Linked DNA regions of Homo sapiens: regions 1 and 3 are each linked to region 2. A link is an interaction called in ENCODE POLR2A ChIA-PET data of the cell type or tissue named here. Cell type or tissue: CD4-positive, alpha-beta T cell. All regions are shown on one strand. Each heading gives the region's core, and the rest is flanking DNA. Links, peaks and the distances in the headings are about the cores only.

Region 1 (10,556 bases), core at 1,581-9,580, 78 kb before region 2:
GAGTGGGTTTGGGTGTGCCTGTGTGTAGCTGCTGCTGTGTGTGGGTAGGTGTGTGGCTCTGTGGGGGGTGAGCAGCTGTAAGTGTTGCTGTGTATTTGGGTCTGGATGTGTCTGCTGCGGTGTGCATGTGGGTGTGTCTGTATGTGGGTGTTACCAACACCTACGGAGGAAAAGCAGACCTTTTTAGCATGGCTCTTTCAAGTTTAAAAACTGCTTTCAAAACCCGGAAATGACCGCCAGGCTGGCATCCGCTTCCTGCAGGGCAGCAGGCCGGGCAGGGCTGGGTGGGAGGGTGGTCAGTGGGCCCCTGCCTTGCAGGGACCCCAGACTCACCTCTGTTGCTGGGCACACCTGCCAAGGACAGGCCTTGGTGCCGCTGGCTGTCTGCAGGGACATTTTTAGAAAGAATTCACTCTGTGGGAAGGGGGAGGGGCCCTTTTATTTTCATCTGGGCAGAAATAGCTCCTGTCAGATAGCAGCTCTTGTGCCCTCTGGGGCGAGAGGCAGCTCTGAAATAGAAGGAAAGATATTAAGGACTCGAGACAGACAAGAAAACTCCTGAGCTCGCTGAAACCAAGTTTAAAATATTTCTCTAAAAATAAGCTTTGTTTTTCTTGTGGATTCCTCCGGCCCTCGTGTCAGGGTGCTTAGCTGGTCTGGGACGCCAGGCGGAATTTTTAAAAAACCAAGTGTTTCCCAGCTGTGGCCTTGGAAAGTTCTCTGTTTTCCATTTATTAAACTCCTAGTTTCCGGCTAATTAAAATTATTTTCAAATAAAACTCCATGGCCCAGCAATATTTGATGAAACACAGAATTCCCGGTGACCCCTCTGCAGGGGGCCAGGCGGCTGTGGGGCCGCCTGTGTCCCCTCCAGTGCGCTCAGTGTTGGTTTTATGGGGAGAGGGAACCCGGGCCTTTGAAATGCAGACCGAGGGCCTTGTCTTACTAAATCCCACCTCCGCTCCCGTGGTGACTGCTTGCTGGTGTGGTGACTGCTTGCAGGCGGGCAGTCTGAGTCCTGCACCACTTGAGAAGGGGCTGCGGGGTAATTGGAAACCTGCTGTTTGTTTCCCCTGCACCACTAATAACCTGAGCAGAGGGGGGTGCACGTCAGGGGAGAGGAACTTGGCTGAGGCATGTGGCCACATGATCTTCTGCTACCTGGTGGTTTCTCCCTGGCCTGGCAGCTGTGGAGTCTTCAGCTCCCACCACGCCAATGTGCCAGGACTTTATTGAGCACCTATAAGATGCCCAGACTGACATCTAGTCCCAGAGTTGGGTGGGACTTAACTGACATCCAGGGCCACATGTTATGCAGATGGAAGTCGGTGAGGCTGCAGGGTGGAGGCAGATTTTGCTGAGGGCCAGAGCTGGTGGGATTCAGACTTACAGACAGATCCCCCTCCATGGTCCCCCGCATTCAGCCCACACAGCAGTGGGGCAGGATACTGGGTCTGTTGGCCCAGCCCTGCCCTTTCATTCATCCCACAGAGACTTCTCCATTGTCTAGTAAATGCCTGCACTGGGCTAAGAGAGGGGAGCTGACAGGTGTTATTCCTGCCTTCAGGGAGTCTGCATAATGATTTCAAGGTTCATTCATGTTGTAGCAGAAATCAACTTCATTCCTTTTTTATGACTGAATAATATTCCAGTGGATGGGACTTTGGGTTGTTTCCACTTTTTAGCTACTGTTGAATGTTGAATAATCCTGCTATGCACAAGTGTAGAAGTCCGTGTGTGAACATAAACTTTCTTTTTTTTTTTTTTTTTTTTTTTTGGAGATGGAATCTATCTATCACCCAGACTGGAGTGCAGTGGTGCAATCTCGGCTCACTGCAACCTCCGCCTCCCGAGTTCAAGTGATCCTCCTGCTTCAGCCTCCTGAGTAGCTGGGATTACAGGTAAGCACCACCACGCCCGGTTAATTTTTGTGTTTTTAGTAGAGACAGGGTTTCTCCATGTTGGCCAGGCTGGTCTTGAACTCCTGACCTCAGGTGATCCACCCACCTTGGCCTCCCAAAGTGCTGGGATTACAGGCATGAACCACTGCGCCCAGCCCATCTTAGTTTTTTCAAAAAGTATAATCACAAGCTGAAATCCAGGCTATAAAGGGGAAGAACATGGTACTAAGGGAGCATCTGTCAGGGAAATTGAACACACATAGGGCCCAGAAGGCGCCTGAAGAAGCAAGAAAGGACCGGGCATGGTGGCTCACACGTGTAATCCCAGCACTTTGGGAGGCCCAGGCGGGAGGATCGCTTGAGCCCAGAAGTTGGAGACCAGCCTGGGGGACGTGGTGAAACCCCTTCTCTACAAAATATTCTTTTTTTTTTTTTTTTTTGAGGCAGAGTCTTGCTCTGTCATCCAGGCTGGAATGCAATAGCGCAGTCTTGGCTCACTGCAACCTCTGCCTCCCAGGTTCAAGCGATTCTCCTGCCTCAGCCTCCTGAGTAGCTGGGACTACAGGTGCTTGCCACCACATCCGGCTAATTTTTGTATTTTTAGTAGAGACAGGGTTTTACTGTGTTGGCCAGGCTGGTCTCAAACTCCTGACCTCGTGATTCATCTGCCTTGGCCTCCCAAAGTGCTGGGATTACAGGCCTGAGCCACCGCGCCCGGCTCTTTAACAAATTAGCTGGGAGTGATAGTGCACCACTGCACTCCAGCCTGGGGAACAGAGCAAGATTCTGTCTCCAAAAAAAAAAAAAGTTGTGTTTTTCACTGCAGAGCGCAGAGGGTTATCACACATGGAAAGAGCTGGGACTCTGGAGTCAGATGGGGGCAATGGATCCTCAGGTGCTGCGAATTACTCGCTGGGTTACCTTGAGCACAGTTCACAGCCTCTTTGAGACTCAGTTTCTTCATTCGAAAAATGGGTTAATATGTAGTTGCTGTTATAAAGATTAAGTGGGATAATACATGTAAAGTGCCTTGCCCAGGGCCTGGAGGTGGTGTGTTGAGGAGCACGGGCTGGCTGCTATTATTAGTAATAGAACACTTCATCCCCTTCTGCTACCCCTCCTACCCTGGCCCAAGCTCACAGTTCTCCAGGTCAGAATGCCTTAACAATTCTAATAGCTACTATTTATGGAGCTCCTATTATATACTAAAGCTTTACATATGTTAATGAAGTCCTATAACAACCCAAGACCGAAGTCCTATTGCTATTCCCATTTCAAAGATGAGGAAATTGAGCTCAGAGGAGTTGTTATATGCCTGCGGCCATGGGGTAGGAAATGTCAAGGAAGAATCCAAAGGAATCTAAGCTTTTGCTCTTTCAAATGCCACAGGCTGCTTTCCTGACCCCTTTCTTCCTGCTTTACTCCCACCTGTCTATAAAGCCCTGATCCTTTAAGAAACCCTCCAGGATTTCATTCCAGGGTAGACTGTGTCCTGCCTCATCTGTGCATTTTTTTGTTTTGTTTTGTTTTGTTTTTAATAGAGACAGGGTCTCACCATTGTGCCCAGGCTGGTCTCAAACTCCTGGGCTCAAGTGATCCGCCCACCTCAGCCTCCCAAAGTGCTGGGATTATAGGCATGAGCCACCACACCTGGCCTCATCTGTTTTTTAAAACACAGCTGGGCACAGTGGCTCCTGCCTATAATCCCAGCATTTTGGGAAGCTGAGGCGGACGGATCACTTGAGTCCAGGAATTTGAGACCAGACTGGGCAACATGGCGAAACCCCATCTCTACAAACAATACAAAAACTAGCTGGGCGTGGTGGCACTCACCTGTAGTCCCAGCTGCTCAGGAGACTGAGGTAGGAGAATCCCCGGAGCCCAGGAGTTTGAGGCTGCAGTGAACTATGATCATGTCACTGCACTCTGGCCCAAGTAACAGAGTGAGACCTTGTCTCTAAAAATGATAAGAATAAAAATAATAAGAATTTTAATGCTAAAAAAGGTTTAAAAACCACTGACCGCTGGGTGTAGTGGCTCACAACTGTAATCCCAGCACCATGGGAGGCCGAGGTGGGCAGATCACCTGAGGTCAGGAGTTCGAGACCAGCCTAGCCATCATGGCAAAACCCCATCTCTACTAAAAATACAAAAATTAGCCAGGCATGCGTGGTGGCAAACGCCTGTAATCTCAGCTACTCAGGAAGCTGAGGCACAAGAATCACTTGAACCCGGAGGCGGAGGTTGCAGTGAGCCGAGATCTCGCCACTGCACTCCAGCCTGGGCAACAGAGCAAGACTCCGTTTCAAAAAAAAATAAAAAATAAAAACCCATGACTTAGTGTAGCCCTCTCATTCCATAGATGAGAAACTTAAGGTTGAGAAGGGGTAGGGGCACCCCTCTGGAGACTTGCCAGTTTCTGGGTCTCTACCTAGCACTTGGAAAAGAAAGAACCCAGGACACCTCCCTGAGCGTGCGCTGTGCCAATAGGGCTGTTGGTGTCGATTCTCACCAAAGCAAACCCAAATCCTTCTTGGCTGAGAGGCTCAGCATGGCTGGTCCCTGGATGTTCCATCCAGCAGGCTTCTCAGAGGGGGCCCAGAGAGTCTGTGGGGCTGACAGGCAGGAGCTTGCCAACAATAGCCCTGTAGGTCCAGAGCCGCTGCAGGGGCTGGGACCGGAGGGAGCTTGGGCAGGCATTACCTCCATGGCTGTGGAAGGGCCTGGCCCTAAGGGGTTACAAGCAGGGGCTCCCATTGGACTGCAATCAAATCTCAGCCCAGTGCTGCCTCCTACCTGCGTGACCTCAAGCAAATCTGAACTTCAGTTTTCTTTTTTCTTTTCTTTTCTTTCTTTCTTTTTTTTTTTGACGCAGAGTGTTGCTCTGTCACCCAGGCTGCAGTGCAGTGGCGTGATCTCGGCTCACCGCAACCTCCGCCTCCCAGGTTCAAGTGATTCTCCTGTCTGAGCCTCGCGAGTAGCTGGGATTACAGACGCCCGCCATCATGCCCGGCTAATTTTTTGTATTTCAGTAGAGACGGGGTTTTGCCATGTGGGCCAGAACCTGTCTCAAAAAAAAAAAAAAAAAAAGACCAGCCTGACCAACATGGAGAAACCCCATCCCTATTAAAAATACAAAATTAGCTGGGCATGGTGGTGCATGCCTGTAATCCCAGCTACTAGAGGGCTGAGGCAGGAGAATCGCTTGAACCTGGGAGGCGGAGGTTGCGGTGAGCCGAGATTGCACCACTGCACTCCAGCCTGGGCGACAAGAGTGAAACTCCGTCTCAAAAAAAAAAAGTGCAATATTTATGGTTTGTTTGTTATTACCATTTTGGGGTATTTTTCCACTTCTAATCAGTAGGCATCCAATCTGATGGGCATCAGGAAGGCCCCATGGTTTGCCCCCACCAAACTCCCAGGGTTTGTAGCTGTGCGTGTAGCCATTTAGATTTAAATTAATTAAAAGTAAGCAAAATGTAAAACTCACTTCCTCAGCCATACTAGATAGCTACGTTTTAAGTATTCAGTTGCCACATGGAGCTAGGGGCTACTGCATTAAACAGCACAGAACATTTCTGTCATCACAAAAGTTCTGTTGGACAGCACTGTGAGTCTAGAATGTTCTATTAAAATACCAACAGCTGAAGGAAAGATGCTTCCAGCAGCAGGTCCTGGGATACCCCCATGATGTCCTTGCTGGTTCTCCTTCCTTCCAAAAGCCAAGAGACTCCAGAATATTCCCAAACTACTGCTCCACCTGGCAGATTGAAAGTGCCAGTGGAGAGGGGAAGGGACTGAGCTCTGCCTAACTGCCCACACGTGCTGGCATCTCTCAGCCCCACTCAGCAGTCTGGGACCCACCTCCTCCCAGATGCACCTCACACCAACCCCTCCAGTTGTCCCTGTCCCCAAGCATGTGACACCACATCTCTCAAGGAACCCATGCCAGAACTTGGCACGCTTCCCCAGTCTTTTCTCTCACTTCCCTCTACCCCTTCCCTCATAGGTTGCCCAACCATCATGACTCTGCTTTCTAACCAGGCCTTGACTTTGCCCCCTTTGTCTCTAGCTCCTCTGCAACTCAGGCCTGCCCCACGCTCACCCAGACACCTTGTCAACCAGGAGCCCTGGCTGGTCCTCTTCCAGGCCACCACTCCTCTAGAGCAAGGTTGTAAAGCACTTGGGTGATCATACTCTTCTCTGCCCTAGGACGCTACACAGGGTCCCACCACCCACTGTTCAAGTCCAAGGAGGCTCTGGGATCCGGAAAAACCTCCCTCCTCTGCCTATGCTCCTTGCTTCTTAGCTGCTCGGGAGCACCAAGGATTCCTAGAGATGCTGTTCACACTCTGGGCCCTTTACTTTCCTTCCACCCCTGCCTGGGACATCCCCTTGTGACCCCCTGCTTCCTCGCCTCTTCCCTCCGCGGTCAGCCCAGGCTGAATCTCAAACTCAGATCTAGCCTCTCCACCCAACCCTGGCCCCACCGGGGCACTGTCCAGGCCTTTATCAGAGCACATATCACAGCATCCCACAACAACTGGTTATGTCTGTCTTCCTCTCTACCCTGTCAGTTCCTTCAAAGCAAGAACATTGTGTTCCTCCTTGCAGCCCCCAAGCCTGGCTCCTCGAAGGGCTTCAGTAACTGTTTCTACGACAAAACCAATCTGCCCTGTGAGACTGGCCCTGTTCGCTCCCATTGGACAGATGAGGAAAATGGAGCTCAGAGAATGAAAGATGCTTGCCTGAGGTCTCCCAGTGCATAAGTGGCAGCGCCATGATGCCGCCCCAGGCCCTCACAAAGAGGGCGGAGTGTCCCAGCCATTCAGAAGAGGCAAAGATGCACTATTCCTTGGTACAAGGAACCTCATGTTGATTTTTTCCTCTTTTTTATCTTTTTTTTTTTTTTTTTTTGAGACAGAGTCTTGCTCTGTTGCCAGGCTGGAGTACAATGGCACTATCTCGGCTCACTGCAACCTCCGCCTCCCGGGTTCAAGCGATTCTCCTGCCTCAGCCTCCTGAGTAGCTGGAATTACAGGCACCCACCATCATGCCCGGCTAATTTTTTTGTATTTTTGTAGAGACAGGGTTTCACCATGTTGGTCAGGCTGGTCTTGAACTCCTGAGCTCGGGTGATCCGCCCTCCTCAGCCTCCCAAAGTGCTGGGATTACAGGTGTAAGCCACCGCTCCTGGCCAATTTTTTCCTCTTATTTGGAACTCATGCCTGCTTGTTATGAATATTCCAACAGCTGCAGTGAATCCCAATACGTGCAAGTGGAAAAGGCCCCCTTAACCTTCCTCCTCAGGCCCACTCAGCAAATGTGGCCACTTTGTGGCCACTTTGTGTAAGGCATTCCAGAGATCTGGTGAGGCACCTATCTACAAATATTTATACACACACATTCATATATGGTTTCAGTCACAAAATGGGGTCATTCTCTCCCCTGACCTATCATTTAGGGCATTGGAACATGGCTGCATGTGGCTCTGTTTGTGAGGGTCCAGGGGATGGACAGGGAGGCTCTGCATTATTTTGCTTTTACCAACATTGCAGCATGAACGTTTTTTTAACTCAGGGCCTTGGGTGAATATCTCCATCAGATGAATCCCGAGAAGTAGCATGCATGGGTCACAGTGTGGCTCACGTGTTTCTTGGGAGGGTCACATGCATTTTTCCTAATTTATAGTATTATTTTATTTTTTATAGACAGGGGGTCTCGCTATGTTGTCCAGGCTGGTGTCGAACTCCTGAGCTCAAGCCATCCTCCGGCCTGCCAAAGTGCTGGGATTATAGGCGTTAGCCACTGCGCCTGGCCCATCATGCATTAAATGCTTGAAGCCTGCCCTCGTAGTAACATGTTGCACTAAGTATAATACCTCGGAGGCCGCGTCCCTCCCTGTCTGTCCCTCCCCACTGCCTGTTCTGAGTTTCTGGAGTCCACATCTCAGGGGCTCCAGCCTGGACTCTGGTCTTTCTCCGACTCCCTGCCCTGTTCTCAAGTCCCCCTGTTGTCGTCCACTGCCTAGGCTGGCACCACAGTCTGAGGCTGCCACCTGGGAGACCCAGGCGAGGCCTGGAGCAGTCCCAGTGGGCTCAGGGCTCCTGGGGCCTGAGGAACCAGAGGCACTGAAGCCACGTCGGGGAGGCCCTGCCTGTGTGATGGGTGGTGGGAGCAAAAGAAATCCTTTCTGAAATGACAGCATTGGGATGACAGCGTGTGTGGGAAGGGGTGTGTGTGTGTGAGTGCGTGAGGCTGTGGTGTGGCTCTGTGAGTGTGTGTGAGTGTGGGGGGGTGAGCCGGCATGACAGCATGTGTGGTGCTATGTGGGAGTTGCCATGCGTGTGTTTTAGGGCAGTTATGTCAGGCGTTATGTAAGGGAGGCGCTCCCTGGGGCCAACAAACCGCAGTGGTGTAACCGCCAGGCCAGCAGGGAAGGAGGGAAAATGTAAACACCATTCCGTGCCTTTCCCTGCCCTGCCACAGGCCCTGCGGTCCTGCCTTCCCGCCACCTGAGGCCCCGTGGGCTGGCTGGGGGGTGATGATGGGGGCGTGAGGGCTGAGGCTCCCAAGAGCTCCATAGGCGTGCACATCTGCAGCTCTTGATACTGGCCCAAGGGATAGCACCAAAGGAGAGCCCAGCCAGGGCCTAACTGGGCTTCTTCTGGTCAGTTGCAGGCCATGCATCCCCCACGTGTGAGGCGTGCAGGCTTCCCTACCCCACAGCGCTCCTGTGTCCCAGAGGCCTCTCCCTGGCATAGGAGCCCCTTGCCCTGCAAAGAATCAGCATGGGGTTCACGGCTCACCTGTTCACACCTGTACGGTGGCCTCAGGGCCAGCTGTCTCTGTCTCTCTCACATACACTCAAAGGCGCACCTCCTCCCTGCCCCACTCCACATCCTGGCCCAGACACCTTCCTTCCCACCAGCTCCCAGTTTCCAGCCCTTCAGCCTGGCACCTGAGGCTTCCTCTTCTAGGAAGCAGCCCTGTCTGCTCCAGGCCAGAGGCCTTGCTCCCCACTCTGAAAACTCCTGAGGCCCCTGTGGATACATAGCTGGACATCTGGCCAAGCTCAATAGTCCCCTGTTCTCCAGTTGCTCGTTTTAAGAATAATGGCCATGGCCAGGTGCAGTGGCTCACACCTGTAATCTCAGCACTTTGGGAGGCTGAGGCGGGAGGATCACCTGAGTCAGGAGTTCAAGACCAGCCTGGCCAACATGGCAAAACCCTGTCTCTACTAAAAATACAAAAACTAGCTGGGCGTGGTGGCACGCGCCTGTAATCCCAGCTACTAGGGAGGCCGAAGCAGGAGAATCACTTGAACCTGGGAGCCGGAGGTTGCAGTGAGCTGAGATTGCGCCACTGCACTCCAGCCTGGGTGATAGACTGAGACTCCATCTCAATAATAATAATAATAACAGTGGCCATAATTTATGGAGTATACTCTGTCAAACCCCCTCCCTCAAAGTGTTCTTATTATGCCATGCCATCCTTGAACCAATCCTAGAAGGTGGTGTTCTAACCATCATGGGAGCCAGAACCCCAGCAGACAGAGGTTAAGTGAATCATCCACGGTTATGCAGCCACGCCTAGAAGTGGCTGGTGGCAGAACCTGTATTCACAATCTCCCGTGGCTGAGCCCCATTTCCCCACACCTCCAGGCTCTTGGGGAGCAGCAACTCTCCTGCTTCCCGCCCCCCACCTTCCCCAACATAGTGCCAGCTGGGCGGCCACAAGATACTTAAATCAAGGCTGTGGCTTACTCAGTGGCTGCATGCAGTTGGTGCCATCTAAATGCTAGATGACTGAGTAACTGAACAGGATTGAATGCAATCTTTTACTTGGAACAATAAAGTGCAATGTTGAGAGTAGGAGCTCTGGAATCACTCAGCTATATGACTTTAGGGTACTGACAGACCCAGCTGAGCCTCAGTTTCCTCACCTGCAAGATGGAAATCGCCATTGTGTCTTCCACACAAGGTTACTGAGAGAATTTCTGCGACGCTGGGTGTGATGGGCTTGGCTCCGTGCCTGGCACACATTTTGCAGTCAAAAATGTCAACTGCTGCTGCTCCACTTTCGGGGTAGAGCTGGGGCAAGCATATTCTCCCATTTTAACAGTGAGGAAAACTGAGGCCCAGAGAAACCACTTTCCCAAGTTCCTGCAGGACTTGGACTGCAACTGCAAATTGCTGATTCCTAGCCTGGAACCTTTAACAACAGGCCAGCGCTTCTCATCCAGTCAGTGTGGATAGAGGCAGTGGAGTCAATGGAGGAAAATATTTTTCTAGACCTTACAAAAGTTTCTGATCAGCAAGAGAGCAGTGTCCTCTTGGAAAGATAGTACTCTCATTTTTCTACCCCTGTGAAGGAGGGATTAATCAAGGAGGCCTTACAGGAAGAGGTGGGCATCAGAGTAACCTTGTCTCCTTAAAGGAGGAAGACACTGTGGCCCTTCAGGGGAGGCTGAGCCTGTCTCTCCAGGGTGACCTGCCCTGTTAGCCTTCCAATCCTGGAAGACCTCCAGCCTGGCCTGGCCTGGGGTCCACAGGCTGTACCTGAGTGCTGTACCTCTATTCCCCTGTTTTCCCCCATCCCTTCCCAATGCAGGGCTTTGGGAGAATCTCCTCCAAAGCCAATTTCTATTTTTTT
Region 2 (10,556 bases), core at 807-8,806:
AACTTACCAACTCACCATGGAGTAGAGAAGGAGTAACACTATGAAAGCTTTGTAAGGAAACCTGGGTGGGGTAGAGAGGAGTGTGAACTTGAGATTCAGACCAATGTGGGTTCAACCACAGCCTGGTCTTTTACTAGCTTTGTGATCTCAACCATTACATCAGTCATCAGCTTCTGTGTAAGAAGCCACCACAAAACCTAGTGGCTCAAAATAACAACTGTTTATTGCTCACGATTCTAAAATTTGGGCAGGGATTGACAGGACAGCTCACTTTTTCTCTACATAGTGTTGCAGGGAATTTTGCGTGTGTGTGTGTGTGTTTTGAGACAGGGTCTCACTTTGTCACACAGGCTGGAGTGCAGTGGTGTGATCATAACTCATGGCAGCCTCAAACTCTCGGGCTCAAGGGATCCTCCTGCCTCAGTCTGCCAAGTAGCTAGGACTACGAGTGCACATAACCATGCCTGGCTAATTTTTAAATGTTCTGTAGAGTCAGGGTCTTGCTATGCTGCCCAAGCTGGTCTCGAGCCCCTGGGCTTCCTCCCTCTTCACCCTCTCAAAGTGCTGGGACTCCAGGCACAAGACATGGCGCCCTGCCCATGGTGTTGTGTTTTGTAAGTTAAGACAATGGTGCATGTGCATGAGCAGAGGAAGTCCATAAAATGCATGTCCACCCTGTTCCTGGTCTCTCATCTCTGTACAGATCATTCCTTTTCTTTTCATCTGTCCTTACTCATCAGTAAACCAAAGGAAGAGAGTGTTGGTAGAATATATGCATAGCAAGAAGAGAAATTAAAAGGTGTTAGTTTTGGCCAGGCACGGTGGCTTATGCCTGTAATCCCAGCACTTTGGGAGGCCGAGGCAGGTGGATCACCTGAGGTCAGGAGTTAGAGACCAGTCTGGCCAACATGGTGAGACCCCGTCTCTACTAAAAAAAAAAAAAAAAAAAACATTAGTAAAGTGTGGTGGCACACACCTGTAATCCCAGCTACTCAGGAGGCTGAGGCAGGAGAATTGCTTGAAGGTGGAGGTTGCAGTGAGCCGAGATCGCGCCACTGCACTGCAGCCTGGGTAACAAGAATGAAACTCTGTCTAAAAAATAAAAAATTTAAAAAAAAAAGTTGTTAGTTTTGTGTGGTGTTCCCACTCTTCTGGTAGGAATGAAATATATATGCATGTATGACCTATGAAATATGAATTGCATAATTCTGATGATTGTACATATGAGCTAAATGCTCTTTTTGCATTTAAAACTGGCTTTGCACCATATAAAGTTGAACAGCAAAATTCATAGTAACATTTTCAAATTTTAGCTTTTTTATTAGGGTAGCATTAAATAGCAAGTTAAAAACACCATGGTGAGTTAAGGGAGAGAGACTATCAAAAGAGAAAGCTTTATATTTTAGTGCCTCTAACAATGTTTATCTTGCTTTTTGAATAAGGGGCTCCACATTTTCATTTTGCTTTGAATTCCAAAAATTGTATAAGCCTAGGCATAGGCCTCTTAAAGCCTGTGCCAGAACCGACACAGCATCACTTTTGCCACATTCTATTGGTCAGAGCAAGTCACAAGGGCAGCCTAGAGCCAAGGAAGAGGTGGGGGTATGCAGGTGTGTGTGTGTGTGTGTGTGTGTGTATGTGTGTGTGTGTGGTGCGGAACTGGCTCCACCTTTTGAAGGGAAGAACAGCATTCTAATACAGAGAGGAGAGGAATTGTCAGTGACCATCTTCGCAGACAATCTACAACCACCATAGGTCATCCCCTTTCTGATCTCATCTTCTTATCTGTAAAATGGGAATGATTCCCCAGGGTTGATGGAGAATAAGGGAATATTGTGCTTGCAATTTCCTGGAACATGGTGATGCCTCATTCAGGGTTGGTCCCTCCCCTTCTATTTTTTGTTTTGGGAGGGCGGGGAATGGAGCCTCACTTTGTCGCCCAGGCCGGAGTGCAGTGGCACAATCTGGTCTCACTGCAACCTCTGCCCCCCGGGTTCAAACGATTCTCCTGCCTTAGCCTCCCGAGTAGCTGGGACTAGAGACGTGCAACACCACGCTCTACTAATTTTGTATTTTTAGTAGAGACAGGGTTTCACCATGTTGGCCAGGTTGGTCTCAAACTCCTGACCTCAGGTGATCCGCCCACCTCGGCCTCCCAAAGTGCAAGGATTACAGGCGTGAGCCACTGCGCCCAGCCCCGCTTCTATTTCTTAATCGTGCTTTATAAATGCTTACTGATTTGCTGTCTCATTTCAGTCATTCATTCACTTAATCTTTATTGAGTCCTATGAGTCAGGCTCTGCTCTGAGAGCCAGGGATCACAGCTGAGAATAAAACAGACAAAAGTCCTTGCCCCTATGGAGTTCGTTTTGACAAGAGAGACAGACAATAAATGAGGCAAACAAATAAAATACGTATTGTGTTGGGAAGTAAAGAGGCCAAGGAGAAGGAAAAAAAAACGGTAGGGGGCTAGAGAGTTCTGTGGTGAGGGCCCAGTGTTCGCTAGGGCGGCCTGGGAAGGCCTCACTGAGAGGAAGTCATCTGAGTAAATCCTAAAGGAGGAGCCCTGGGGATGTTCCAGGCAGAGAACAGCTAGTGCAAGGGCGCCGAGAGGGGAGCACGTCTCAGGTGAGTGAGGGGTGGTGAGGGGTCCCGGGTGGCTGGCGGAGGGAAGAAGGGGAGAGATAAGGGAACTAGGGAGGGCAGATCAGGAAGCATCCCCACTACCCGCCCCCACAAAGGAATTTGTCTTTTACTATGAATAAGATGAAATCACAGAGGCTGGCGTGGAGGAGGAGAGCAGTGGCTGCAGGGTAGGCCAAAGACTATAGTGGGAGCAAGAAGAGGCAGGGAGACTGGTGGGAGGGTGGCCTGGCCAGGGGCGTCCCACTGGAGGTGGGAGAGGTAACTGAATTCTGAACAGTGCTTTGGAGTTAGACAGGACTTTCCTGTCAAATCACAGGATATCAATTTGGCATGACAAGCAGGTGTTATCAAATCCTCATGTTATAGAAGACAGCATCAAACCTTGGCGAGGCTGGATGACATGCATCGTGTCACGTAGTTACTAAGCAGTGTCTTTCTGAAGGCAGGAAGGTTGCGGGGTCTGTCTGAAGCTGACAGTAACGGATGTGTGGTCTGCACGTGGGTGTGTCTGTAAGTCTTGCCTTTCTCTGGGTCTCCATATCTGTTGTCACCCCATCTCCACCCCCTACTGCCACCTGTCAGCTTCTGCTCTTCTTACGCATTGCAGACACATCTTCATCTTCTCCCAAGCCCATTTCTAAGGGGCCTGTATGTTTCTGGTGCCCAGAGTGTATGTGGGCGACCGTTGTAGCATCGGCATGCCTCATAAGAGTGTGAATGCCCCAGTGTGTGTGTTTCTGAGTTTGTGTGCATTACTTTGGCTGTGTGTGAGGTGTGTGTGCATACTGCTGGCTGTGAGCACCTATAGATGGGGGGCTTAAGGGACTGGGTGTGTGCACGAGAGTAAATGTGTGTGCAAATGTGTGAGCACATGGAGGTATCCTCTCTCCTCCTTCAAATTTGCTCCCATCCTGAAAAGCCCAGGTCAAGCCCACTTCTGCAAGAAGTCCCCTCACTTTTCTAGGCCATAAGAAGCCCTCCACCGCTGACATCCCACCACCCCCTCTGTCAGAATCACACACTCCGTGGCTTTGATTGCTTTCGAGTGGATCTACCTCCTAGAATGCCAGCTGCCCACATGCTGCAGGGCAAAGTGGACATGCAGGCGCACATCCCTGCCCCTGTTCAACCATCAGGCTAGACCTCCTGGGGTCACCTCCCCCAGCCCCCCACGTGAGTTGTTTAATGGTGCTTTGGAGAAGGAGGGGCAGCAGCCTCAGTAGGGTCTAGTAAGCAGGCCTGGTGGCCTCCAGCAGGCAGACGCAGGTGCGCAGAAGTGGCTGTGTTCCAGGCTCCCTTCCTCCCTGTGGGTAGCAGCTGAGTCCAAGCTGTAGAATGGAAGTCTACACTGCACTCTGTCAGTGAGCTCCCAGGGTGGGCTCGTGGGGGTCCTGGGAACGCAGAGACTTGGCCCTCTAGAGAGACCTGCGGGCCTCAGGGTAGCTGGTCCCATCCTTTGCTCCCTCCCCTGCACCCTCTAGGGGCCCCCACACTGGGCCCCAAAGCAGGGCTCCTTCTGATGTAAACCCCTCTCCTTCTCTTCCTCCCAGGGCACTGGTTCCTCTGTGAACCCTGTGGCCTCTTCTGTAGGTACTACAGGGTCCTTTCTCTTTAATCCACTGGAAATCAGGCCTTTGCTGTTAGCCTGAGTTGCCCGACAGACTAGAGAATCATTTCAGCCATGAGCCGAGCCATCCTCACATGGACCGCACTGGAAATCCTGGAGGTGTAGGGCCAGTTTAGTCCCCACCCCAACAGCCTGCCCTTCCCCCAGTCCTGGCCAGGCTCCTGCCTCAGGCCTTTTGTTCTAGCTGTTTCCTCTGTCTGAAATGTTCTAGCCCAGACTCTGCTTGGCTATTCCTTCCCCAAGCTCCTGTTGAAATGTTGGCCTCTTCATGGGGCCTCCCTGGAGCACCCAGCTTAGTACGGTGACCCGAGTGAGTGCACACCCTCGCACCCACCAGCACTCCTCATCTCCCAGCCCTATCTGCTTCCTCTTTCTTTCCATGGAACCCACTGCCTACATGAGGATTATAGAATGTAAGGCTGGGCGCAGTGGTTCACACCTGTAATCCCAGCACTTTGGGAAGCTGAGGCAGGAGGATCCCTTGAGGCCAGCCTGGGCAACATAGTAAGACCCGTCCCTACAAAAAAGAAAACGAAAATTAGCCGGGCTTGGTGGTCCCAGCTACTCAGGAGGTTGAGGTAGGAGGTTCACTTGAGCCCAAGAGTTTGAGGCTGCAGTGAGCTGTGATCCTGCCACTGCACTCTAGCCTGGGTCACAGAGGGATACCCTATCTCAAAAAAAAAAAAAAGACAGAAAGAAAGGAATGTATTTATTCTGTCTATTGTGCCTCCCCAACAAAATGTGGGCCCCAAGAGGGCAGGAATCTTTTTTTTTTTTTTTTTTTTTTTTTGAGATGGAGTTTCGCTTTTGTCACCCAGGCTGGAGTGCAATGGCACGATCTCGGCTCACTGCAACCTCTGCGTCACAGGTTCAAGCAATTCTCCTGCCTCAGCCTCCTGAGTAGCTGGGATTACAGACAGATGCCATGACGCCCAGCTAATTTTTGTATTTTTAGTAGAGACGGGGTTTCACCATGTTGGCCAAGCTGGTCTCGAACTCCTGACCTCAGGTGATCCACCCGCCTCGGTCTCCCAATGTTCTGGGATTACAGGCGTGAGCCACCACGCCCGGCCGAGGGCAGGAATCTTTACTTTTCTCGCTGATGTCTCCCAAGTGCCCAGAACTTGCCAGGCCATTTTAGGTGCTCCATAGACATTTATTTAGATTGTCGCTGGCACTGGAGCTGAGAGCAGAGAGAAGCTTGAGGGAAGAAGGGGGGTCCTCAAAGCCATGGCTACCCCTCAGAGGGGAGGCAGGGGCAGGGGAAGGAGCGGGGCCGGGCGGCCACCGGATCTCTGGACCCCTCCACCCCACTTGCCCTCCTCCCTCGGGGGTGGGGGGGCATGTCTGCCCTGCACACGCATGTTGGCACACACCTGCGTACCCTGCATAGGTGGCCCCACCTCCCACCTAGTCCAGATGCATGCGCGGCTGACGTGGCTGTGGTTTTGAGGCCCCAGAGGTACAGATTAGAGTCAGGGCGTCTGTCCTTTTCGGCTGCAGGAGCAGGGTGGGATGGGGACAGGCACTCCCTGCAAGCAAGCACCCAGAGGCCCTTTCTCCCTGACCTCTTGCACACACATGTGGACAGACAGGTGGTCCCCCAGGCTGGCTGTCCTTAGACCTCAGGCCCAGGAGCTGTGCACCTATCTATACTAGGCCTTGTTGCAGGGGAAGAGGGGCGGCAGAGGAAGTGGCTGCGGGCGCCCTTCCTAGCGTCTGAACTTCCACCTTTAGTGTTTGTGCCCGACACATGGGCGCCCAGCTTTGTTTGTCAGTTCTTTCCTTTGAGGGAAGCGTTATTTCTTTTGCCTTCTCATGTCAAAACCACATCCCTGCGGGAGGGTTTCACATTCAGCCCTTAGTGGTGTTGAGCTTGTCTGCCCAGGCCTCCCTCACGCGCACACCATGTGGCCAGTCCTGGGGAGCATGCCGGTCCCCTGCTCAGAAACCTGCTGCTGCCCAGGGCCTACCAGGTCCAGCCCCGCACTCAGACCCAGTGCTCGAGGCCCTGCCCTGCCGCCTTCCCTACCCCAGGCATCCTGCTTTGCGGGCAGATGTGTGGCCTTGAGCCAGGTGTCCAGGTTCAATGCCAGCACTGTATGACTGGCAAGTCACTTAGCCTCTTTGTGCCCAGGTTCTCTTCCTCGCAGAACTATTGTGAGAGTTAAGTAGGTTCACATATGCAAAGTGCTTAGCACAGCACCTACTGTGCAGGTAAGGTGTCAATTAATATTAGCTGCCATGATGATCATTTCCTGCCTCAAAGTCAGGAGGGCCTGAGAAATGGCTTTGTCAGGGCTTTGCAGCCCAGCTCTGGCCTCCCAGACTGAGCCAGCTGCTTCCAGGTCACCTGGGAGCTTGTTGGAGACTCAGAGTCCCAAGCCGCTCTAGGGGTTGTGACACAGCAGCTGTGGGCTGGGCTGGGGTGGTGGGGCTGGGGGCCTCACACCTGGGCCTGCAGGCATCTGTGGGACAGGAATCCCCTGCAAGGCCCTTCCCCAGCCTCAGGCTGGTCCACCCACCCGAGTCTTTCCAATTCTGCTTCTCCAGATCCCCTGTGCCTTGCAAGGTTCCTGTCCTGCAGGAAGTAGGCCCACAAACCCTGCCGCCGACACCCCACAACCCCTCCTTCCTGGAGCCTCAGTTTCCTCAAGTATGAAAGGGGATAAAAAATGCCCACATCTCAGGATTAACATCAAGCAAGGTCTTAGATGAAAAGCACCTGGCCCATGGCAGCCGAGAAGGCTAGTTATTATTACTGCTATTGGTGTTATTGCCCGCACCCTGCACCTGCTGAGCACCTGCATGTTCCTCTGGGTTCCCGGCAGGGTCTAAATGCCTAAACTCACATCAGGTGTTAGGGAAGTTGTGTTGACCAGGGTGGACTCTGATTAACCTTCCACCTCCTTGCCTTGGGCTCTTGGAGCTGAGAGGGAGCACCATGGCTGGAGTCTGAGTGTGGCTGGCCCTCACTCAAAACAGCCTGAGTGAAGGAGGAAGGAAGAGAGGTTGAACTGAGTGGCTTGGGCCCCAAAGGATGTTGAAAGCTAGGCCGCGGAGTGACAGTTCTTGGGGGCCCCACTGTAGCTCCCTGCCCGCCCCACCGGCTGCTGTCAGTGGGAAGTGCACAGGCCCGGGGTGGGTAGAGGTAGGGTCCCAGCCTGGGCCAGCTCCCCGGGCCCTGCCACTGCAGACCTGGGCAGCCACCAGAGCTTTGCGTCTTGGGGTCAGCATTGCCTTCTCCAGGCTCCTCCAGTGGAAGCCGCCTCCTCACCGCACCCCCAGGCCCCACCTCGCCCCACCTCACCCCACCTCGCCCCACCTCACCCCACCTCGCCCCACCTCACCCCACCTCGCCCCACCTCACCTAGGCGCAGCCCCAGAAAATATCTATGAAGCACTCACTTCATAGATAGCACCTGTGCCAGGTGGTTTCAGTTCCACAACCTCATTTAATCCTCCACAATTCCCTGACATTTTATAGGAAAGAAAACTGGCTCAGAGAGGCTGAGTAACCTGCTCAAGATGACACAGCTTGTGGGTGGCTGAGTTGGCCTTCCAACCCAGATTCCTGTCATGTTCCTCAAGCCGACAGGTGGGTGAATTTGTGCTGGAAGAGACTATGCGACTAGGCCTCTTGTTTGTTGGGGGAAGAAATAGACACCCTGCACTGGGAATTGAGCGCCCCAGGCCATGCCGCAGGCTCCTGGCAGAACCAGGACGGGTTATAGAAACTTCTTTTGGCATTGGGTGCCAATGGGAGGGGCTCTGCCGGGAAGGCTTCCTCCTTTGCTGCCTCCAGGTCTCCCCTCAGAGGCCACCTCCCCACAGAGAAGCCTTTCTGGCAGTCCTAGCTGAAGTAGGGCACTATCACCCTCTATCCTGGGCTGGCTTTAGTTTTCTTTGTAGCACTTATTGTCACTTGCAGTTTTATGTATCCAATTATTTATTTATTGGTTCTCCCCCATGCTAGAATATGAACTCCATGAGCTCCAGGAGGGTCTGTCTTGTTCCCTTGCCTAGAATAGTACCTTGCACAAACGCCACAATTTTTTTGTGGAATGAATGAATGAGAGTGTCAGGTGATAAAGAAGCAAGCATACATGGGGGAAAGTTTGGTGTGATAATTCTGGTGGAGGAGGGAACTGAGAAGTAATTTACAAAAGGGAAGGGGCAGGGCCACTGTGGACAGCCATAGCATCTGGCACGAAGACTGCCAAGTGAATGGTGCCCCCTGCAGTTGGACAGTTCTCAACTTGGACAACAGTCCATGGTGCCCTTAAGGGTGGGAAGGGACCATCCCCTCAGCAGGGACTGAGGGAGAAGGGAGCCATGAATGGGGCAGGTCTGCAGGTGCCCTCAGCGGGAGGAACAGGCTGTTCCCTCTGTAAGGACGCCACGTGGTTGCGGTTAGCAGTTTGCCATCCGGTGTTGTCTCCACAGACAGTTGTCCAACCAGGGAGGGGGCTACTGCTCTGCTGTGAGCAATCGCTAGTACCTGGAGCACCCAGCAGGCTTCGGGCAGGAAAATCACCTGACACACCCCACAAACACACACCAAACACTGTGGACAAAGATAATCGCACAGGCAGAGGGGGGCTGTTTCCTGAGCCAGCCCCGGGCTCAGAGGTGGAGGACACTGTGTACTGAGGTCTCTCCCCTGAGCAGGGGCCTCGGTGAGGAACTTGTCACAGCTCTGTGGCCTGCCCCCCTTCCTCCTCCCCAGCCCCACAGGCTGGGCACAACAACAATCACCTGGCGATCGCAGGCCGTCTTCAGTGAGTCACCCTGCCCACAGTGAGCCTGGCTGGACGATGTTATCAGCTCCCCTGCTTACTTAATTCCTTGGGTGACATCACCACCGCCTCCGTCTTCTCCTTCTCGGCACTGTAGCCTGCAGCCTGGCATATCCTGGAAGGGAAGGCGGTGGAGGTCTCTTGCCAGAAACTACCAGGGCAGGTAAATTGGAACCTTCAGTTCCTTGACCTTTAGCCCCAAGGGGCTTGCCCTAGTTTCTTGCTTTGCACACAGGGGCCTCAGTTTACCTCCCAGGAGATGCTGTCTGCAGTGAAGCCCTGGGAAACACATGGCACCTCTACTCTGTGCTCATTCCCTCTCTCCTTGTGCAGAGGGGGTTTCCTGTTGGACAGAGGCCAAGCTGCTTGCCCTTCAATGTGTCCAAGTTTATCCTGGGGTTGTACCCCCAAGTCCAGCCTAAGTTCTGTCTCGCGTGGACACAGCTGCCTCCGAGCCTCTGTGATGGGCCTTTGGGTTCCCAGGCTCTCCCAGGCTCAGATGGGGCAGCCCTGCTGGCCTTCTACCCGCCTCTGTGTCCGGCCACCATGACCTGGGACTCAGCCCCTCACCTCCTGGGAGCCCAGGCCAGCCCTTCCCCGCCACAGCCTAGCATTCCCTTTTGCGTCCCCTCACCTTCACCCTTGCCAATACCGACCTGCAGGCCCAGTGGCACATGGGAAGTGCTGTAGGGTCAGTATAGCAATGACAGAAGTGACTGGAGATGTGTGTGGTTCCCTTTCAGCCTGGCCTCCTCCTCTGCATCCCAGTGGGATGAGGGAGGGGATTAGTTCCTCTCTCTGAATTGTCCTACTCTACCCCCTCCCCACCATTTGAGCGGGACAGCAGAGAGGGGAGACTGAGAGGCCCCAGGGAGGGGCTGAGCACAGGCCTCTCTGGCTGGACCTCGGTCTGTGATGGGAAGCTGCCCAAGCCTGGCATGTGAGGGAGGCAGCCAGGGGAAGCCGGTGGGGCTGGGCAGGGACAAGAGGCAACCCTCTGAGCTGCCAGACAGCTTCCTCTATGACCCTCAGGGGACGGTTCCTCCAATGGCACTGCCAGAGGCTGGGGAAAGAGGTGTCTAAACACCAGTCACTTTTGCTCTAGTTATTTGACCAAAACGAATTGTTCCTTAGAAGGAAAAAGAAAAAAACAAAACCACGAAACCCAAAAAACCTCACCATTGATGTCATGCCGATCACCCCGTGGGCTGATAAACAAGTCCTGGAGCAGATAGCATCCCTGGGCAGGGTGAGCACCCCCCACTGCACCCTTCCTACGGGAAGCTCATCGGAGGTCGGCCTCGCCACTCTGCACACAAACACTGCTGCCCCCTCCACATCCTGGAATGCTGTAGAATGCTGTTCCAACCTTCTGGAGTGGGGGGCCCCAGAGAGAGGTCAGAGCAAGCCTGGGCTCCTCCCCACACATGCCACTCTCACTGGACTGATGTTTCCTCACCTGTTGAGTGGAGGAGTGATAGAGG
Region 3 (10,556 bases), core at 1,171-9,170, 56 kb before region 2:
AGGAATGAGCCCCATTTTAGGAGGGAGAGAGAAATCCCCATCTAGAGCCAGTGGGTCTCCACGTGGAGTCTCCTTGGGTCATATCCTCGGTTCTGAGGAGATCAGGGGCACCCTTACTTGGAAGAGCTAAAGTCATCTCTCCCACATAATGGAGGCCATAAGCGGTTGTTAAGTGTTCAGGTATCAATACAGGTGAGAGAAAGTTGAAAGGAGAAAGGGGCCAGGCGCAGTGGCACACGCCTGTAATCCCAGCACTTTGGGAGGCTGAGGAGGGAGGATCGCTTGAACCCAAGAGTTTGAGACCAGCCTGGGCAATATAATGAGATCCCCAAGTCTACAAAAATAATTTTTTTTTTTTTTTTTGAGATGGAGTCTGGCTCTATTGCCCAGGCTGGAGTGCAGTGGTGTGATCTCGGCTCACTGCAAGCACCGCCTCCTGGGTTCACGCCATTCTCCTGCCTCAGCCTCCAGAGTAGCTGGGACTACAGGCGCCCGCCACCACGCCCCGCTAATTTTTTGTATTTTTAGTAGAGACAGGGTTTCACCACATTAGCCAGGATGGTCTCGATCTCCTGACCTCGTGATCCACCCACCTCGGCCTCCCAAAGTGCTGAGATTTAAAAAAATTTTTTTAAATTAGTCAGGCATGGTGGTGCACACCTGTGGTCCCAGCTATTTCGGAGGCTGAGGCAGGAAGACCACTTGAGCCCAGGAGGTCAAGGCTGCAGTGAGTTATGATCGCACCACTGCACTCCAGCCTGGGTGACAAAGCAAAACCATGTCTTAAAAAAACAAACAAAAAGGCCGGGCGCGGTGCCTCACACCGGTAATCCCAGCACTTTGGAAGCCTGAGGAGGGTGGATCACTTGAGTGAAGTCAGGAGTTTGAGACCAGTCTGGCCAACATGGTGAAACCCCGTCTCTACTAAAAATACAAAAATTAGCCAGGAGTGGTGGTGTGTGCCTGTAATCCCAGCTACACGGGAGGCTGAGGCAGGAGAACGGCTTGAACCCAGGAGGAGAATGGCTTGAACCCGAGAGGCAGAGGGTGACAGAGTGAGACTCCATCTCGAAAGAGAGAAAGAAAGAAAGAAAGAAAGAAAGAAGGAAGGAAGGAAGGAAGGAAGGAAGGAAGGAAGGAAGGAAGGAAGGAAGGAAGGAAAGAAAGAAAGAAAGAAAGAAAGAAAGAAAGAAAGAAAGAAAGAAAGAAAGAAAGAAAGAAAGAAAGAAAGAAAAGCAAGCAAGCCACACATGGTTGGGAACTGTGGCTGAAAAGAAGCTGAGCTTGGGGCCTAGACAGCTGTGGCAAGAACGGTGTTAGGTCCTTTTCAGTTTTGTATGGCTTTTGCACCAGGCAGGCCAGCTTCTGCCATTTCCTGTCTGTTTGAGCGTGGCCAAGTCCTTTAATTTCACCCAGCCTCAGTTTCGCCATCTGTAAAATGGGGATGACATTGCCTGTCACTAGGCCTGCAGTGTCAATGCAGTTCACTGACATGCAGAGAGAGCAGTGCAGGCCCAGGCTACGGTGGGGCTTACGTACCATAGTAACTTACCCACACAGTCATCTGGGGCTTCCCCACAAACAGGAATGAGAGCATATCAATAGAGTTATTATTTGAATAAATAATTCCATTTTTCTATATTTATAGAAAAAGACGCAGGTGAACCCTGTGTCATACTGCCTGTGGTTCCTGCTGTGGGGAGGGTGACCATGGCTTCACCCAGGGGCAGGCCCTAGGCTTAGGTGAGATAGAGCAGTCCCCGCCCCCAGCGCTCGGAGGCTGTGCACTTAAACTTCAAAGGACCTTCCAACAGATGCAGCTGGTTTCCTGCAGCCGTGCAGCAGCCAATGCCAGCCTGAATCACCCCGGCCTAAGGGAAGCTGGGGAGCAGAGGCCCGCAGAGACCTTAGCCCAGGTTAATATGAGAGGCTTCCTGGAGGCAGAACACACCCAGATTCTAACTGCTAGAAGAAAGAAGAGAATGGCGTGTTGGGGAGTTGCTGTAGCCCAGGGTGTTGGGGCCTGGGATGTGTAGATTCAGAGGGGTCTTTAGGAGGAACGACTTGGGAGATAAGAGCGATAAGAGCACTGATAAACGAGGTCACAGGTAGGAATGTAACCTGCGGACTCTCCAAGCCCCAGGAGTAGCTGGGTTCAGGCAGGTCCTCTCCTCCAGAAGGCCCACCAGGAGTGCCTACAGTGGTGTAGCTTGCAGCTTCCAAGCTACAGGAAGAGTCCTTGGGTCTGTGCTGTGGGTATGAGAGAGTGAGATGGGGTGGACACGGGCCAGGGCCAGGGCCAGGGCAGGATGGGGGCATGGGGAAGTGGTATCCCTAAGCAAGGGGCTTAGAGGCCCTGTGTGGGGCTGGCCCACGGCAGGTGGGAGGGATTTTTAGGTAGGCTCAGGTGCAGATGGAGACATTACGCCGTGGCCCCACAGGTGGTTAATATTTAATCTCCTCCTTAATCATTAACTCCCTGGCTGGCTGGGGAGGAACAGGGCTGTTGTCAAATCAGTAACCACAGGCCCAGGAACAATGTCCACAGATCTCATGGCCTCTCCCATTGCTGGCCGAGTGGGGTAACCCCTGGCCCTGGGGGCCAGGTGCATCTCCCTCCCACGGTGACCTTGGGCCATGGAGAGGGCTTGAAGAGGCCAATCCTCTCCGAGCCCCTGGATCGCCCTTTACCCTCCACCCTCTACTTACTGGTGGGGAGTGGTGGGAGGTGGTGTCCATTCACGCATGAGGGTTCTAGTCCCTACCCACTCCTTCCAGGCTGTGTGACCTTGGGCAACTCACGTAGCCTCCCTGAACCTCAGTTTCCTCATCTGTGCAATGAGGATAATTATTCGTGTCTTGGAGGATTGTCATGAGATTTGAATGAGAGGAGGGTATACAAGGAAGTACTTTCTAAGCTGACGATTGAGTTAGCAAACAAGTTAGAGAAAGTACAGATGGGAAGAGACAGAGAGCAAAGGGTAAAGAGGAAAGAAAACAGCTTGAGAGCTCTTGTTTCCATCCACCCAAATGCAGTTCCTTTCCTTGGAGTTTGTTTTAATTCATTCAAGGAGTGTTGATTGATAAGGCTGTGTCTCCCTAAGTGGGGCTTTAGGGGTAATTTAAAAAGGAGTCAACCTCACCCTCAGGGAGCAAGAGTGACCAGGCTCCAGGGCTGAACCCAGCAGTGTCTGGGATGAAGGTCAGCAGGTCAGTGGGATGGGCTGGAGGGTCAGAGCAGGCCTTAAGGCTGAAGCAGGGCGGGGAGAGGATCCTGAGGGATGATTAGGAGTTGCGTGTGGAGGTGTAGGGAGGACTGTGCGTGCAAGCTTGCACCTAGGGATGTTTGTGTCCTTGAATTCAAGCACATAAGCAGACTATCTGAACACAGCCTGTCGCGAGGGTACACATGAATCACCCACAAACTCAGAGTAGTCAGCCACCCACCCACAAACACACACACACAGATGCACACGGTCACCCCAGGGGCGTGTGGACACACCAGCACCTTGGGATGGCAAGGCCCTCCTCTTCCAGCCCCAGCCCTGAGGCTTTCTGGATAACTTAGCATATGTGTCCCCCAGTTTGTGTGCTTTCTGGGCCTGGCTGACACCCATCACAGGACTGAACACTTCTGGCGTTCCAAAGTCTTCAGGTACATCAAGAAGCCACGGTATCCTCTCAAAGCCACCAGGTCTCCAGCTGGGACCCAGTGAGTGTGGATGTGAGGGAGCTGTAGGCAGAGAGCTTGGAGCTGGTATGGAGCCCTGGACACATCGCTGCCTGGGACAGGAGACAGGGCAGCTGGACATTGCAAACCCTCCCTGACCACTCCCCAGCCTGTGGGAGCAGGTGGAGGCTGGCCTGGGGGCAGCAGCTGGCGCTTCTTGGAGGAGGTGGGCATGGAGCTGGCCTTTAGAATGGAAGGATTTGAGGGGCAGAGATAGGTCGCAGGGAGCTACTGGAGCCCCCAGGAGCCAAGCCCCCAGCCCTCCTCTGGGTGGTTCACTCACATGCCACACTTGGGCTGGGCCCAGCCTGCCAGAACCAAAAAGAAGCCAAGCAGTGACTTTTTTTTTCTTTTCTTTTTTTTTTGTGAGACAGAGTCTCACTCTGTTGCCCAGGCTGGAGTGCAGTGGCTCAATCTCAGCTTACTGCAACCTCTGCCTCTCAGGTTCAAGCGATTCTCCTGCCTTAGACTCCCAAGTAGGAGTAGCTGAGACTACAGATGCATGCCACCATGTCCAGCTAATTTTTGTATTTTCAGTAGAGATGGGGTTTCACCATATTGGCCAGGCTGGTCTTGAACTCCTGACCTTGTGAGCCGCCTGCCTTGGCCTCCAAAAGTGCTGGGATTACAGGGGTGAGCCACCTTGCTCAGCCCAGGCAGTGACTTTTGAGAAACTGGGCTGAGTGGTAATAAAAACAAAATTCTGTCCTTCCCCGTGCTGCCTCCTACAGGGGACTCTGAGGACTGGAGGTCTGGGGGAGGGGTCCAGCTCTGAGCTTTCTAAGCAAATACTAAGACTTCTCCTACAGGAAGCCAGTCCTGACCCATGGTCCCTGCCCCAAGGAGTTGCTAATCCAGTGGATGCCATGGATCCAAACTGCCAGAGCCTGAATCCTGCCTTGATCTGTTTCTGGCTGTGTGACCTTGGGTCTGTTACCCGACCTCTCTGTGCCTCTGTTTTTTAATCTAGAACCTGGAGGTGATAATAGTGGAGTGAATTTGCTGCTTGTGGTTGCTGTGAGGGTTAGATGAGACCCAGGGCTCAGCACAGTGCCTGGCATATAGTAAGTGCTACAGCCATTTGAAGGAGAATGTGTTTTTGACTGCCATCTTTAGGGAAGCTTCCTGGAGGAGGAGACATATAAGCAGGCCCCTGAAGGACCAGCAGGATCCCCAGAGATCCAGAGGGAGGGAAGGTACCACTTCCCTGCGGAGGGGCCAGGGCGAGTGTGGGCAGGAAAGAACGTGGCATAGTTGGGGTCACCAGGAGCCTGTGAGGCCACAGCCCCTGCTTGGAGGACGGAAGTGAGGGTGATGATCAGGGTGGGGAGTGGTCAGGGAGGGTTTGCAATGTCCAGCTGTCCTGGAGAGGGGAACGCTTGGAGGCTTGTGAGGGGAGCCCCAGGATTGCTCAGGCTGAGCTTGGCAGCAAAGAGCAGGCCCTGTTGGAGGAAGAAACCCAGGCAGAAGGCTGTCGGGAGACAAGAGCCCTGCAGGAAGGAGGCACGAGGGCTCTGGGCTCAGGCGGTGCTGGGAGGCTGGCCGGAGACTGTGGAAGGGGCAGTGCACAGGCCTCATCTGCAGGCTGGCCTCTCCAGCTGGACTCATTCAGAAAACATCCTCCACAAAGCCCCATCAGAGAGCCCTGGGACATGCTGAGGCCCCGTCCAGCCCCGACTTCCTATGGGTCTGGCCCAGTGACCTTGGGCAGGTCACTTACCCAGCCTCCATTTTTTCTTTTTTTTCTTTTCTTTTTTTTTTTTTTTTTTTGAGACAGTCTTGCTTTGTCGCCCAGGCTGGAGTGCAGTGGCGCGATCTCCGCTCACCGCAAGCTCTGCCTCCCAGGTTCACAGCATTCTCCTGCCTCAGCCTCCTGAGTAGCTGGGACTACAGGCGCCCACCACCACGCCCAGCTAATTTTTTTTTTTTTTTTTTGTATTTTTAGTAGAAATGGGGTTTCACCGTGTTAGCCAGGATGGTCTCGATCTCCTGACCTCATGATCTGCCCGTCTCAGCCTCCCAACCTGCTGGGATTACAGGCGTGAGCCACGGTGCCCGGCCCCCAGCCTCCATTTTTTCATCTGCCAAGTGGGCACAGGAATTCCTGCCCACTGTCCTTGCCCATGGGGTTGGAGAGGCGGTCTGATCTTGGGATGTAGAAGTCCCAAGAGGAGTCTCTGCTGCTTTCCACCCAAGGGCCAGGCAGGGAGGTTCAGGGCTGGGGAAGAGCCAGGCTACAGCTTTGCCTCTCTCCTCCTGGGCTGGCCCCTCAGCTTATCTGGGTCAGGGCAGAAGCTGGGGTGGGCGCGGAGGAGATACTCCTTCAGCGGCCTGATAGTGTGAGGGGATGATAAAGGGCCCAAGCCCAGCAGCCAGCTTAGGGAGAGGTGGTGCGACCAGTGAGGCTGGGCTGGAGGGTGGCATTGCTCCAGGCTGGCACTGCCCTGCCCCTCATCCAGCCCCACTGCATCCCTGAAGGGCAGTTGGGTACTGCCCAGCCTTACACCACCCCATGGGCAGGAGAAGGGAGAGGCCTCTGAAGGTTGATGGTGGCCTTTGGACACTGTTTCAGGGAACTGATGGAGGCAGAGGCCAGCCTCTCGGGTAACAGAAGGGTGACCGACTTGCCCTGGGTTGCCTGGGGCTTTCCCAGTTTCAGAGTGGAAAGCCTGTCCTGGGAAACCCTTCAGTCCTGAGCAATTCAGAATGGTTTGCTGAGGCCAGCCATTCAGTTTTTGGTTTTTTGTTTGTTTGTTTGTTTGTTTTTTGTTTTTTTCTTGAGACAGAGTCTTGCACCCAGGCTGGAGTGCAGTGGCGTGATCTCAGCTCACTGCAACCTCCACCTCCCAGGTTCAAACGATTCTCCTGCCTCAGCCTCCCCAGTAGCTGGTATTACAGGCACATGCCTCCAAGCCTGGCTAATTTTTGTATTTTTAGTACAGACAGGGTTTCACTATGTTGACCAGGCTGGTCTCGAACTCCTGACCTCAAGTGATGCACCCGCCTCGGCCTCCCAAAGTGCTCCCACAGGCGTGAGCCACCACGCCTGGCTGCCTTTGTTTCTTATCTACAACAAAGAGGTGATAGTAGAGTACATTTGCTGCTTCTGGTTGCTGTGGGGGTTAGATGAGACCCAGGGCTCAGTGCGGTGCCTAGCACATAGTAAGTTCTACAGCCATTTGAAAGATAATGTGGTTTTTTGTTTGTTTTTTAATTTTTTTTTTTTTTTTTTTTGAGATAGAGTCTTGCCCTGTCGCCCAGGGTGGAGTGCAGCGGCTCGATCTCGGTTCACTGCAACCTCCACCTCCTGGGTTCCAGCGATTCTCTTGCCTCAGCCTCCCAAGTAGCTGGGACTACAGGTGCATGCCACCACACCTGCCTACTTTTTTTTTTTTTTTTGAGACAGAGTCTCTCTCTGTTGACCAGGCTGGAGTGCAATGGCAAGGTATCGGCTCACTGCAACCTCCACCTCCCAGGTTCAAGTGATTCTCCTGCCCCAGCCTCCTGAGTAGCTGGGATTACAGGCGCCCACCACCACGTCCAGCTAATTTTTGTATTTTTAGTAGAGGCAGGGTTTCACCATGTTGGCCAGGCTGGTCTCGAACTCCTGACCTCAGGTGATCCACCCACCTCAGCCTCCCAAAGCGTTGTGATTATAGGTGTGAACCACCGCACGGCCGAGAATGTGTTCTTGACTGGCATGTTCAGGGAAGCTTCCTGGAGGAGGAGACGTATAAGCAGGCCCTTGAAGGACCAGCAGAGTCCACAGAGATCCAGAGGAAGGGAAGGTACCACTTCCCTGAAGAGGGGCCAGGGCGAGTGTGGGCAGGAAGGAACACAGCATGGCTGGGGTCACCAGGAGCTTGTGAGGCCACAGCCCTTCCTGGAGGATGGAAGTGAGGGTGATGATTGGGGTGGGGAGTGGTCAGGGAGGGTTTGCAATGTCCAGCTGCCATGGAGGGGGGAACGCTTGGAGGCTTGTGAGGGGAGCCCCAGCATCGCTCAGGCTGAGCTTGGCAGCAAAGAGCAGGCCCTGTTGGAGGGAGAAACCCAGGCAGAAGGCCGTCAGGAGACAGGAGCCTCACGTGAGGGAGGCACCGCGGCTGGGGGCTCAGTGCTTGATGACAGGTTCAGAATAGGCTGCTGGGACTGGACAGGAAAGCTGTCAGGAGGGCAGAGGGATACCTGGGGACACCTCGCCCCAGGGCATTCAGAAGGGAGTCCCTCTGCAGCCTGTTCTTCCAGCCTACGCCCCCTTGCCCCCTGCCTTGGGCTTGCTTTCCTCCAGCACTTACACTGTAAAAAATCATGGCCTTGGATCGGCGCAGTGGCTCAGGCCTGTAATCCCAGCACTTTGGGAGGCCAAGGTGGGCGGATCACAAGGTCAGGAGCTCAAGGTCAACCAACCTGGTCAACATGGCGAAACCCTGTCTCTACTAAAAATACAAAAATTGTCCAGGTGTGGTGGTGCCTGCCTGCAATCCCAGCTACTCGGGAGGCTGAGGCCGGAGAATTGCTTGAACCTGGGAGGCGGGAGGTTACAGTGAGCCAAGATCATGCCATTGCACTCCAGCCTGGGCAACGAGAGCAAGACTCCATCTCAAAAAAAAAAAAAAAAAGGTGGGGGGGCTTTCCTTACCTTGATGCTGACACAGGAGGTGAAAATCCTAAAGACCCTTGGCCCTGGCACCCCATCTAGGATGGGCACGGACGGGGAGATGAGAGCAAGATTCATGCAGGAAACAGAGCACCCCAGGGGAGAAGGCTCTGAGTTTTGTTTGGGTGATGGGCCTGAGGGGATGAGACAGGCAAGTTGCATCCAAAGCAGCTCCTAAGGTTCAGACAAAAGAATGTATAATATCTGAGAGGGAAGGTGGGCTCTGGGGAAATGTATGAATCAGATGCCAGCTGGGCGCAGTGGCTAACACCTGCAATCCCGATACTTTGGGTGGATCACTTGAGCCCGGGAGTTGGAGACCAGCCTGGGCAACATGGTGAAACCCTGTCACTACACACAAAAAAACAAAAATTAGCCAGGTGTGGTGCGTGCCTGTAGTCCTAGCTACTCAGGAGGCTGAGGAAGAAGAATGGCTTGAGCCCAGGAAGTGGAGGCTGCAATGAGCCGTGTTTGCAGCACTGCGCTTCAGCGTGGGTGACAGAGCGAGACCCTGTCTCAAGGAAAAAAAGAATTAGATGCCCCCAGAGTGGCTATTCTAGACTGGATGGGCCGTCTACCCCACCTCCCTCCCAGGAGCCCAGAGTTGGTGGTGTGGACAAAGTCTGTTAGTAAAGCTGGATGTGGTCCTGTTGTTAACATCAGGGTTGGCAAATGGGCCCAGTTAAGCTGGTCACATTCTAACTGTAGGCGCTGTTGCTTCCAGAAAGTCCTTCCTGGCCCTCTGTGGCCCACCCCCACCACGGCTCCTTCCACCTCACATCACGCCCCGTCACTTTCACCTACTTACACCTCCACTATCCCCTCCTCCCTGGAGGTGTCCCTGTCTGGTCACCTCTGAATCTCCAACACCTTCCAGGTAGTGTGCTCAGAAGATTGCACACTTCCAGGCATCTCCCACCACACATGCCTGAAGATTCATGTGTGGTGGGAGATGGGGTGCCCAGCAGTGACCACGAAGTTCCAGACAGGTGGGGGTCCTGGGGAAGGGCTGGTAACCTGGAGCTCAAGGAGGGGCCCAAAGGCCAGTCGAGGTGTTCTGAGGGGAGAGAGTGCTGCAAGGGGTCCCCAATTTCTGAGGCTGTTTGTGTCTCTAACCCAGCCTTCCCTCCCTCTTGTGCCAGACTCAGCCAAGAGAACAAACTGTGTGAGCAGATGGTGCTGCTGTCCAGGCTGAGACAGAATCCCTACAGACAGGCTGGCCAAAGGGTCCGGCCCTGGACCTCCTAGGTGTGGCTGAGGCTGGGGAGGGGAGAGGCTGAGGGCCGGGCCACCAGTCTGGGAGAGGCTGCGGGGAGAGGTGCTGAGGGCAGGGGAGCCAGGCCTGGCTGGCCTTTGAAGGGCAGGCCTTCCTGGGGAGGACACTTTAATCGCCCCCAATTAAACCATCGCCGGAAGCTTTTAACAGCCCCATAAGGCCTTTTAAGGACCGCCCTTTTGTTAGGCAGCCAAGCTGTTATGCAAAAAGAGAGCAGGCCAGAGCCTCTTACCACTTTCCCCAGGCCCTAAGACCAGCGGGCCCCAAACTCCAGTCCGAGTCCAAAGAGGCTGCTTGTTGGGGAATCAAAGGCTGGGGAAGCTGCTTTGATCTGGGGAAACCCAGCCCTTCCCAGCCTCCCCAGCTCGAGACCTCCTCCCACCCCCGCCCAAGGGCTTGAGCCCTTGAGGTCTTCACTCCCACAGTTTCCAGTGTGGAGCCTGTTGGCTGATCCCCGGGGTCCTGGGAGGCTGCCCCTGTGCCTTACTTCAAGAGGCAGGCCTGCCACAGGCTAGGAGCTTCCAGGGCTCCCACTACCCCTCAGGGCAAGGACACCTTGGCCTCACCTCTTCAACCTGCGCTAAGGTCTTCTCGGTCCCATGAGACTCCGAGTGTCAGATGGGCGTCACCTGGGACTCTGTTAGAAGCGAGGACTCTTGGGCCCCACTCCAGGCCTTCTGAACCAGAACCTGCTTTTTAACAATTTCCTCCGGGAAAGTTGAGACATTTGAGAAGTAATGCTCAAGTGTCTTCCCTCCCTGGCCCCCAAAGCAAGATAGAGTGTAGGAATGATGTTAGCCATGGTAGACTGTGGGCACTACACCCCTCTGTTTTCCAAATTTTCTTCACCATATCTGTTTTTAAAAATGACAACAAAGCCTTTTCTGTAAATA

What was found. ChIA-PET counts read pairs that join two places held together with the same protein. Peaks named below come from ENCODE experiments on the same cell type or tissue, not always from the same donor. Only the 100,000 strongest peaks of a DNase experiment are listed, where the experiment ranks them.
Region 1: POLR2A ChIA-PET joins it to region 2 with 14 read pairs; 28 of 35 experiments call an interaction of 5 or more read pairs at or near these places.
Region 3: POLR2A ChIA-PET joins it to region 2 with 119 read pairs; 15 of 35 experiments call an interaction of 5 or more read pairs at or near these places.

Annotation. Positions count from the first base shown.
Region 1 is chr2:43,208,490-43,219,045 of GRCh38, reverse strand. No RefSeq gene overlaps it. Among named protein-coding and RNA genes, the nearest start is that of ZFP36L2, 13 kb to the left of the region's middle. RefSeq lists enhancers at 1-38, 416-475, 39-568, 3,632-4,398, 8,379-8,973 and 1 more. In CD4-positive, alpha-beta T cell, for the core only: no CTCF peak of the experiment used is centred there; DNase peaks (open chromatin) are centred at 5,865 and 8,215.
Region 2 is chr2:43,129,685-43,140,240 of GRCh38, reverse strand. It overlaps LOC105374570 (a long non-coding RNA gene), which reads right to left. Exons shown (of 3, transcript XR_940018.3): 2 at 10,252-10,556; 3 at 7,867-9,187. Among named protein-coding and RNA genes, the nearest start is that of LINC02580, 33 kb to the right of the region's middle. RefSeq lists enhancers at 1-52, 5,863-5,932, 5,444-6,205, 6,373-6,422, 6,206-6,969 and 2 more and a silencer at 8,528-8,577. In CD4-positive, alpha-beta T cell, for the core only: CTCF peaks have their summits at 3,590 and 8,523 (motif pointing left); DNase peaks (open chromatin) are centred at 3,140, 5,690, 6,050, 7,330 and 4 weaker places; H3K4me3 peaks cover 1,183 bases; H3K27ac peaks cover 7,720 bases.
Region 3 is chr2:43,186,263-43,196,818 of GRCh38, reverse strand. No RefSeq gene overlaps it. Among named protein-coding and RNA genes, the nearest start is that of ZFP36L2, 35 kb to the left of the region's middle. RefSeq lists enhancers at 1,890-2,809, 8,542-9,275, 9,276-10,009, a cis regulatory region at 5,766-6,364 and a silencer at 9,356-9,526. In CD4-positive, alpha-beta T cell, for the core only: a CTCF peak has its summit at 4,483 (motif pointing left); DNase peaks (open chromatin) are centred at 1,768, 2,308 and 4,458; H3K4me3 peaks cover 1,816 bases; H3K27ac peaks cover 3,748 bases.